2 separate regions of the Mus musculus genome follow, and region 1 is linked to region 2. The links are chromatin contacts, found by Hi-C or POLR2A ChIA-PET in ENCODE. All regions are on one chromosome and are shown on one strand. The core of a region is the stretch at or near the end of the contact, and the rest is flanking DNA. Distances in the headings are between cores, read along the strand shown.

What was found. A loop is a pair of places that touch in the nucleus more often than their neighbours do. ChIA-PET counts read pairs that join two places held with the same protein, here RNA polymerase II (POLR2A).
Region 1: a map of heart shows a loop between it and region 2 (2.2-fold over the local background). The contact joins the promoter of Phospho1 here to the promoter of Zfp652os in region 2. A Hi-C loop is called at or near these places in 1 of 37 maps with a recorded cell type or tissue (heart). POLR2A ChIA-PET finds 5 or more read pairs at or near these places in 1 of 5 experiments (Patski).

What each region holds. Positions count from the first base shown.
Region 1 is chr11:95,821,541-95,826,849 of GRCm38, forward strand. Phospho1 (phosphatase, orphan 1) reads left to right here and starts at 2,960. Exons shown (of 3, transcript NM_153104.3): 1 at 2,960-3,169. It overlaps Gm38958 (predicted gene, 38958), which reads right to left and starts at 2,871. Exons shown (of 1, transcript NR_164195.1): 1 at 2,415-2,871.
Region 2 is chr11:95,711,429-95,716,873 of GRCm38, forward strand. It overlaps Zfp652os (zinc finger protein 652, opposite strand), which reads right to left and starts at 1,326. Exons shown (of 2, transcript NR_045780.1): 1 at 1,200-1,326.

The sequences.
Region 1 (5,309 bases), core at 1,710-4,209, 110 kb after region 2:
CTGAACCATTCCTTCCTTCCTAGAGCAGGTCATGACCTTGGATTCCCGGCTTCTTGGCTTTACCATTGGAACCTTGGGCAAGTGACTCAGCCTCTTCGTGAGGACCAGTTGGAAAGTTTGACTCTGGTCACCTGAGTCAAGGGTCATCAGAGACTTGAGCAAGCTCTGTCACCTCCGATAACTCTTCACCCCACAAGCTCTCTGCCAAGTCAAGTGACCCAAGTCCTAAAGTGAACATTGACCCTGGCTGAGCATGAGCCTCTGATGTCTGGACTGTGGCTCACTCTTCCCTTCCATTTCTGTCCCCATCTTTAGACACAAGGCTGATCATTCATTGGTTCACTCCCTGACAGTTAAAAGAGAAAAAAAGTGGAAAGACAGACAGGAGTATCCTGAAAGTTTTATCCCAGGGAGAAGAGATGCTGGGGTGGACATACGCCTCAGCAGTTGAGAGGGCTTGTACTGAGCCCCCAGAGTACCAGAGTTCAGTTTCCAGCACTCACATAAGGCAGCTAACCTCTATTACAGTCACTGCCTATATCTCCAACTCTGGGGGATATAAAGCCCACGGCTTCCGTGGGTCCCTGCAGGCTTGTGCACATATACACCATACACACACAGTTGAAAGTCAAACAAATCTTTAAAAAACACTAAGAGTGTCTATGTTTAGGCCTGAGACTACGTCAGAGGTAGGGCAGCTGTCTAGCATGCCCTCCAACACTGATACACTTATTTCACAGAGTTGGAGGCACGGCACGGGGGATCATCCCCATGATGGAGCTAGAAGGTAGACCAGGGCAGGAAAAACTCGAGATCATTAGTGGGGGCCAAAAGTCATCTACCAGCACTCTCTGACTGTATCAGTGAATTTGGAAAGGAGGCTGAAATTTTGCAAGAGAATCAGATTTTTTTTTCTTCCAAGACAGGGATTAGCTCTGACTATCCTGGAACTCACTCAGACTAACCTTGATCCACTTACCTCTGCCTCCCAAGTGCTGAGATTAAAGGTGAGTGCCACCACCAGAGCCAGCAAAAAACAAACATCTAAGGCCTAGAGGTGTCAGTGTCCAGATTAAATCCTGGGGTCTGGGTCACAGTGTTGAGTAAAACAGACATGGATCGATCGGGTGGTGGTGGCCCAATTCTTTAACTTCAAAACTGGGGAGGCAGAGGCAGGCTGATTTCGGAGTTCAAAGCCAGCCTCATCTACAGAGCGAGGTCTTAGACAGCCAGAGCTCCACAGAGAAACCCTGCCCTTTTGGAAGACAACAACAAAGGCAAACATGGTCTCTGCCCTCAATTTACTTAAAAAAGAGTAAAAGTGACAAGGGAGAGGCGCAGTATGAGGTCATGGGTAAGCAAACTGGGTTGGAACTCCAACGCTACGGTTCATCAACTGGATAGCCCAAGCAAGCTGGGTTAGCTCTTCCCAGTTCGATTTCTTCAGAGCCTCAGTGGCATCATTTTGGAAGGAGAACAAGGATGGGAGCATGGATCCAGACATTCAAATCTTTCCAGCCATCTACCCACTCCCCTCAAGTACACCTAGGGCTGGTTTAAGAAAGGGCATAGTGGCACACATGCCTTTAATCCCAGCGCTCAGAAGGTAGAGGCAGGAACTCGGGAGTAGACCGTCATTCTGGACTATACAGCAAGGCCCATTACTAGCCTGGGCGACAGGAAACTGTCTCAAAGGGGGGGGGGGTCTGGGGGGCATTGGAGGGCCGAGAACAGATACAACACAGATGATGAAGGCTGTGTGAGCCTGTCTTTGAGAAGGGTGTGGAGATGAAACTGCTTCTTTAAGAGGAGGGATTGCAGGGTGTGGGGACTCGGGCCTTTAATCCATCAAATTGGACATGGAAGCAGGAGATTTAGGAGCTCAGGGTCGGGCCTAGAATAGGTAGCAACAAATTATAAGAGACCCACCCTCCCACCCCGACTCAAGATAAAAGGCCCAGGGCCTGAGCACCGCTAGGTAGAGCTAGGTAGAATAAACACCGGTAGCCCTTGGACTTCAGGAAAGAGGTGAAGGGGCGCTGGCGTGTTAGAGAGGGAGCAGGGGCAATGGAGACGTCGCCCTCAAAGATTTGGGCGGGTGGTCCATCGTATCGGCAACTTTTCTGCCAATCTGCCTTCTGCTGGTGGAAGCACGGAGCTCTGGTATTCAAAGCTAGAGGATGATAGGAGAGTTGAAGGTAGACCCAGGCCAGGGTGCACCTCCTCACCCACAGATCCTGTTCTGTGACTGAAGTGAGGTGTCCTTGTGTTCGAACTCTTGGACAAGTCTTTTCTCCTGGGTTCGTCGCACCGGTTCAGAAAGTGCAGGTTTCACCTCCTCTCTTTTAATCGTAATCTAGTGTTCTGAGGGGTGGGAAGGAAGGGAAAGCTCGCCAGAGAGGAAGAGCGGGAACTTGGGAGAAAGCGGGTTTTATTTGCACCACAGTGCTCAAGTGTCGGTTCTCCAACTCCGAGTTTAGGCGGTGCTGGATTGGGAGAGCTTTTCCATCGGCAAGCCCGAGTACCCGGTAATTTGGGGACAGGGTTCCGAGGACTCGGCAGGATGCCGCGACTCCTCCCGGAAGGGCAGAGGGCGAGCTCGGAGCACATGGAGGGAGGGCTGCTTGGCGGGCCGGTCACCCGGCTGTCCCGCGACAAGGAGGGAAGCCGGGCGGTGGAAGGGCTGCCTGCAGAGTCCTGGCGCCGAGCCCAGCAGGAGGCGGGCAGTGTGACACTGACTCACGCACGTGCCCACGCGCACGCAGAGGGTGCCCCGCACCCACGCTCCTCGGACGGGACGCGCCACGCTCCACCCGTCCCGCCCGCCCAGTCTCACGGCCGCTCGCGCGGCCTCCGGGACAGCCCGGAGGCGTGGCTCCCGGGCAGCCCGCCCCTTTGATGTGCGCCGGCGCCACGGTGATTGGCTGGGCGCTTGTGACGTGCGGGGACTGCGGTGGGCCCGGGTGCTGCGGCTGCCGCAGCGCCCGCCGCGGCTCGGGCTCTGGCTCCCCGGCATTTAAAGGGGACGCGGCGGCGGCCCCGAGGATGGGGGGCAGGTGGAAGGGACGGAGCAGAAGCACATCATCCACAGTCCCTCGGGGCTGGAGGGATTCGTGAGCCGGAGCTCAGAAATCCGGGGGTGGATAAGACCGCGTACCCCCCAAATCCCGTAAGCACCCCTTGCTCCATCCTGTCCCTAAATCCCTTAAGTAGCCCCCTTCCCACTACTTCCACTCCAAACTCAGCTGGGACAGACAGCGTGACCGCTGCTGCCCCGCATGAGTCTTGGGCTCCGGGAGGACCGCGATCTAAATGTTGGGGTGGGGGCTGTGTGTAGTTTGAGTGTGTTTCATGTGCTTGGTGGTGGGGTAGTCCCAGGGGCAGAGAACTGAACCCCCTCCTTTCCCAGGTTAATGGTACCCAGTGTCCCTTCATCTCCGGGGACTGTCATAGCTCCCCGCCACCCACAAGTCCTTCCTTCTCCCCGAGCTACGCACCCCCCGCCCGCATTAGAGCGAAGCGCCCGCCAGCTGGGGGTGTGCCAGAGTGCCTGCTTTCCAGTCACCTCTAAAAATATCTCTCCTGCTACCCCACCGGCAGCTGCCATCTCCCTGCCCCTACCCAGTAAGAATCACCTCTGCTTGTCCACCCCAGGCAGGGGACCCCAGAGGTGACGCCTAGTCCCAGATTCCTCACTGGCACCGGGGCGCAGACTAGCTAGGACAGGGAACATACAGAGCCTCCGGAGTTCAGGTAATTTCTTCAAGAGGCAGTAGAGATCCCTGAGTTTTAATCCTATTTCTGATGCTGTGTGATGTAAGCTGGACCTCTCTGCACCCCCTCCCTTGCCCATTACGGGTTAATGAACAAGAAAGGAGTTTGTGAAGTTGCGAGTGTTGGGGGCAGGAATCCTAGCTTAATTGTCAGATCTAATTTCTAGTGATGGGCATACTTATTCTTGAAGCAGAGAGGGCTTGACAGTTTTTAAGTGCTCACCCCCACTCTCAGTCTGCATGTTTCTTGTGGAAAACTCCCCAAACTTTCCTATGGGCTCTACCCTCTCCCCCATTAGGAGAATTTCAAGCTTAGACTTAAGTTAGTGCACACACACACACACACACACACACACCCCTACCCCGACTTCCCACAGATCTAACCTAAAAGTATTTGTATCAAAGGAGCAGGCAGGGGCTGTGATAGGGAATCAGGGCTGCAAACATTGATCTTAGATGAGACTAGAAAAGGACTTCCCTCAGCCCCCAAAAGTTTGCCTCCTGGCTGCTCTAGCATGTGGGAGAAACTCAAAGGTCCTGTCCTGTTCTCCACGGGGACTCTGGTGGTCACACAGAATTTTTTGTTGCTTTGTTTTTCTAGACAGGGTTTCTCTGTGTAGTACCGGCTGTCCTGGAACTCACTCTGTAGACCAAGCTGACCTCTAACTTAGTTTCACCTGCCTCTGCCTCTGCCTCTCTGCCTCTGCCTCTGCCTCTGCCTCTGCCTCTGCCTCTGCCTCTGCCTCTGCCTCTGCCTCTCTGCCTCTCTGCCTCTCTGCCTCTCTGCCTCTCTGCCTCTCTGCCTCTGCCTCTCTGCTTCTGCCTCTGCCTCTCTGCCTCTGCCTCTGCCTCTGCCTCTGCCTCTGCCTCTGCCTCTGCCTCTGCCTCTGCCTCTGCCTCTGCCTCTGCCTCTGCCTCTCTGCTTCTGCCTCTGCCTCTGCCTCTGCCTCTGCCTCTGCCTCTCTGCTTCTGCCTCTGCCTCTCTGCCTCTGCCTCTCTGCCTCTGCCTCTCTGCCTCTGCCTCTGCCTCTGCCTCTCTGCCTCTCTGCCTCTCTGCCTCTCTGCCTCTCTGCCTCTGCCTCTGCCTCTGCCTCTGCCTCTGCCTCTGCCTCTGCTGTGATTAAAGGCAATGCCCTGCACTGCCCAGGACTTATCGCTTATCACCTGTCAGAAGTGAGTGACTTTTTTTTTTAATGGCAGTTGTTTTGAAACAGGAATTTTCATGTAGTTCAGGGTGGCCTCAAACTCAGATTCTCTGCCCCTATCTCCTGCATCACCAGCTGCCAACTGGTCTATGCTATGAAGCCAGAAAATAACTAGGGGTGAATGGGGCAAGGACCAAGTGTCTGTGAGGCTGTGTCAATTTTTGGGAAGAAACCCGGAATACCTGGCCTTCTGCTCTGCAGAGAAAAAGACAAGATTACCAGAGTGGAGGCGCTGGACTTTAATCCCAGTGTTTAGGAGGCAAAGGCAGGAGGATCTAAGTTCAAAGCCAGCCTAGTCTACAGAGAGAATTGCAAGCCAGCCAAGGTTAGG
Region 2 (5,445 bases), core at 76-2,575:
CAGGTCATTTTATTCCCTCGAAGGTTTGGGTGAGTGGGTTATGGCCGGCTGTTCTGGGAGAAAAAGTTAGCTGCATCTATATGGAAATTGTTTCTATGATGTGGGGGTCAGCTTTTGTGGAAGAACATTAATATCCTATGTTCTTAATGTTAGAAGAAGAGGGCTGGAGAGATGGCTCAGAAGTTAAAAGCTCTTCTTACTCTTACAGCGGACCTGGGTTCAATTCCTAGCCGCCCCCCCCCCCCCCGTCCTACAAGCCACTCATAACCCCAGTTCCAGGGGAATCCATCAAATGTCACAGGTGCACATGCACACATCCAGGTAAAACATTCATACACACAATGTAAAAGAAAGAAAGAAAGAAAGAAAGAAAGAAAGAAAAAATGTAGTAGAGCCCAACAATAAAAACCAACAATGTTAGGAGCTCCATTCAAGCTGTAGAGACCTTCAGAAGTTTGGTTTCTGGTGGGGAAGGGTTATCCTGATCTTAGGGATGTCATCTTGGGTCTTTTTCATGGAGACTTCACTTGCCAAGTCATTTCCTCTCCCTGTACACTAAGCACTTTCAATTACAGACACTCTCTTTTGGCTCTGAGCTTGGATAAATGCTACCTTGTTAGCTAATAGTACCATTAATTATATTAATGATTAATAGCTAATTAGTCATAATGTGGTCATGCTTCTTCCAATGGAGCCTTCCTTTCTTGCAACAGTTCTGGGACTCTAGCGCACGCGCGCACACACACAGACCACACAGACACACGCACGCACGCACACACTTCCCTATTTCTGGCCACAGGATGAGCCCAGCAGTCCATCCTGTTTGCTTACCATACTGGCGGTCTCTAAATCCCCCTAGTTGTAATCAACTATCCCATTTGTCTGGTGGATGGCTACTTCTTACAAGTGTCGCCCCTTCTATTTCTGTCACTCACTGACTGCTCTCTACTAACAAGGTGGCCAGCAATTAGGGTTTTTTTCTTTTTGAACCGTATTCCATAAGTCAAAGATATCTACTTCCAAATCTCACTCTGACCCACTTTTCCACTTTCTCCCCCCTTTGCACTTTTACGTTTTCTTATTTCTTAGGATCTCAAACCCCCTGCCCACAGATACTTCGTCTTCTGCCTTCAGGCTTCCTTTTGAAAACCACGCCCCCACCCCCTTAAGCGTCGCGCATGCGCAGCCCACGACTTTACCTGGGCGCTCGGGAGTGGGCGGAGTGGGCAAGGGCCGGGGGTGGAGCAGGCAGCCGGCGGTTATCTGCTCGGCTGAGCGCTCACATTGTGGCAGGAGGGAGAAAAGGTGCGCCCAGGCCGAGCCGAGGGCCGCGCATGCGCGCCGACCCCCATAGCCGGGGATGGGGTGTGTAGGGGGGGGAGGTGTCGGGATCCCGACCGCGCGGGGGGGAGGGGGGGGCGCGTGCAGGGGCGTGCGCGCGCGCGCGCTCCCGCCGGCCTCCCTGCCCCCTTCGCGCACGACATCCCTACAGCACACCCCCTCCCCCGCCGCCCGCCCCGCGCGCCGCCCGCTCCGCGGCCCCGCTCGGCCTCGCGCGCTCGGAAGGGAGTCGCGAGACGTCGGAGCGGCGGCCACGTAGCGCTGCGGCGGCGGCGGCGGCGGCGGCCGAGGCCGGGTCTGAGGATCGGCCCAGAGCGCAGACGTTGGGCAGGGGGAGGGGCCGGCACGGCGGGCGGTGGGGACTGGAGCGACGCGGCGCGGCGCGGCGACAGGCCCCCGCCGCGGGGATGGGCCGCCGAAGCGGCGGTGGTGGCGGTGGCGGCGGCGGCGGCGGCCCGGGTGAGTAGGAGCCCCTTCCCCGCGCTCTCGCCTCCCGCCGCGGCGGCGCCCTGGCAGCCGCGTTTCCTCTGCGCCCGGCCGGGCTGGCGGAGCCGGAGGAGCCTGCGCCGAGGCAGCTGCGTGCGCTAGGCCGGAGCAGCCCCCATCCGGCGGGCAGGCCCCGGGCGCTGCGCGTCTGCCGCTCTCAGCTTGGCCCGGGGTGCCGGCTCCGTACCCCCGCCCCCTCTCCCCAGCTTAGCTGCAGTTTTGCAGCGAGTGGGTTCGCCTCGAGGCCTGACGGGGTGGCCGGGGTGCACGGGTTAGTAGGCTGAGGAGAGCATTCTCTTGCCCTGCAGCTGGTGGCTTGCACCCACTACCTCCCCCGCCGTGCGGTTGCGCCCAAACCTCCAGCCCTCGAGAGTATTGTGGCACCAGGAGATAACACGCATGTGATGTACACTCGCCACCCGCAGCACCACACTCAGCCCAGTGGGCGATGCAGACCTTTCTCCACCCTCACTTCGTCCACCCCTCCAATCAGGCTTTACTAAAGAGTCCCAGGTCGGAGACACCAAAGAGAGGGATACCCCTGTTACATCTCTATGAAACATGTTCGTTGTCGAGGGATGACTATTGTAGAAATGATAGATGTCTCTGCTTTGCCTCGAAGTCAGTCTTTAGGATTTAAGATCCTGTATGCTCCTCTTTGAAGCGGGCCGGTCTTTGATTACATCTAGCTCATCCCTCCCCCAACAACAACATCAGGAACACGCGCGAGCACACACACACACACACACACACACACACACACATATATGCACACGCACACTCGCACACTTCCTGATTGCGGAACGGCCCCTGTCATTGCGGATCCATTGTCAGAAGTGGCTTGTGCCAATCAAAGGAATGTGCCTTTGGAGGAAGATGTTTTTTTCACAACCAAGCTACAGGATGTCAATCAGTCTTTGGTTCCCCTCCTGGATCTTACCCATGTTTAAGCACCTTCATGGTGTTTCCCTTAATGGCTTTTCCAGCGCGCTCTCAGTATCACCTGAACGACGTTCTCCCCCGACCTCTCCCACCTCCAGTTAATTAGATATCTACTGCACACAGTAATTTCATCGGTTTTGTTGTTGTTGTTGCTGTTGTTGCTGCTGCTGTTGCGGCGATGTTTAACATAACAAGGCATAGCCTGCATAAGTAGTGTAGTCTTTTGGGATGAAGGTCTATGTACTTTTTTTCCAAACGATGGTCGGGGCCCTGTTGTTCTGAGAAAGGCAAGGAGCAGTACATGCTTTGTTGACAGCATGTATGTTTGCTTAGGAAAGGAAATCTGCTCGGATGTGGCAGGTGATGTTCCCCGGTGGGGCTGGTCTGTGGTGGGGTATGTGGCCTTAAGTCAACGGCTTGCTTATTTGAATCACCACTGTGCACATGTGTTCACATAGATACTGTCTTTAGTATAAAAGATTCACAGCAAAATTAAACTCTTCTTTAGGGCTGTGGAAGTCTTAGGGCCCTTTGCAGTGAAATACATACATGGTTTTGTATGCAACTACACAATCATCTCGAAGCTGGTCCCGGGACCTCAAGTTAAGATCTGTGTTATGCAAAAGTGAAAGCAGTTTGAGTTTGTGTTTTGTTTCTCTTAGGCATTAGACCTACTATGGCCCTGGAATAAAGAGCATGGGAGCTTGCATAGGAATCATTGTAGGTTTTTGTTTTTTTTTTTTAATTAAAAACTGTCTTTAGATTTTATTTTATGTATATGCATGCTTTATCTGTGTGTATGTGCACCATGTGTATGCCTGGTGCCTACAGAGATTAAAAAAAAAAGGTGGTAGGACCCCTGGAACTAGAGTTAAGGATAGTTGTGAGGCGCTATGTTGGTGCTTGGAATAGAACTTGAGTTCTCTCTGTAAGAGCAACAAGTGCTCTTAACTACAGAGCCATCTCTCAGACGGCTTCTTATTGTTTTGGTTTCTTTGAAGGAAGGCCAGTCAGAAATTATATTTTTCGTACCTTCCCGTCAAAAGCCTGAGAATCATTCAGAAGAAATTAAAACTAGAGACAGAATCATCTACATTTGACCAATCGATCCTTTATCTTCCCGGCATATTCTGATTGTAGCAAATTTCAACAGCCAAGTGTGTGCTCTGTGTTAAAGTCTGTAAGGGACTATGCAGTGCTTAAAGACTGAGCCTGATCTCTTTGTCACCCCATGGTAGAACACCTGTCCAGGGCTGAGGCTTTTTTTCCTACTTTGCTAAGTCTGATTTCATTGTCTATCAAAACCATCCATTTTGCTGGGTAGATTTCTGTTACAATTTGAGTCTTTGCTCTCCACATTCAAAATCCAGAGCTGGGGATGAGCTTTGCAGCATCCTGTCAAAGAGCAGTCGATAAATGTCTGTGTGTGTGTGTGTGTGTGTGTGTGTGTGTGAATTACTCTGCATTCAGCCTTCATCTTTTGATCATATTTCAACCAAGAGATATGTGTTGCAGCTTACGATAGTGCTGTGATGGACAGTGATGGTAATCACAGTCCCCAGGTCTCTAGAAGCATAAAGTTTCCACTTAAAAAAAGAAAAAAATTTAATTGGTGTTCCGAGAGCTTAAGGAATTCCTGGTATTAACTAGCATTTTGAAAGGCAAAGAGGCTTGGGATCTTGCATAGAAGCTGTTCCACACACCTGAAGGATAGCATTTATTCTAATAATTATGCAGTGTATGCTGTGATGTTTGAAAGTATGCTGAAGTTGCATATGCTGCATTTTATTACCTAATATGCATGACTGAGGTGACTTATATTACAGGTTATATTTTTTGTTGGTGGCACGCCTGTAGTTTTATCATCTGAATTATTTGCCTAGCCTAGACGCGAAGGACTTCAAAGTTGCAAACATGTTATTTTTCTTTGCTAGTGAGTGGTAATGTTAGAGGAGGACCACTGGTGTCTCAGGGGAACAATTGCTTACCTGGTTTAGTTTTGCAGAACCTATTCTAATTCTAACCAGTCACCTGACTAGTTAAATACGCACGCACATACCGTGGAGCAGCTGACTGAGTAACCGTCAGGCTGTGAGAACAGCATTCTCTCTCAGCTTGCCAGATTCAGAACGTGGAATCTGGAAAACAATTGCACAGTATAGCAGTGAGATGTTGGAGCGAGCAGGAGTGATGCCAGCAGCTCACCCTCATTAGCACCGACAACTTCCGTCTCCTCACTCCTCTTCAGACAGCCTTTGCTTAGGAGGCTTCAGCCCAGCAGCTCCTCTGCAAGTATTGCAGATGTACTTCCATCACAGATGCCCAGAGAGCTGTTTTCATTTGTGCTCGAAGTTTGCGAAGTAAGCTTATGGTATGGTAAGAAAATCCTTTTCAAGTCTGTAGGAAATATGGATAAATGATAGATAGATAGATTGATTGATTGATTGATTTGTGGGTTACTGATGTGATTTTTGGTTTTACATGTCTGAAGCCTATCGAAGAAACAGACTGTAATGTGAACTATACTTTTCTCTCTTTTCTCATAGGTTTTCGATGATTGCACCAAGGTTGGGAGTATATACTTGAGTTTCTTTACCCTTGTTCTAAAAAGTCAGTTGAGAAATAGACAGGAAAGAGTGGAGGAAAGACTGGATTGTCTTAGCGTTTGACCAAATA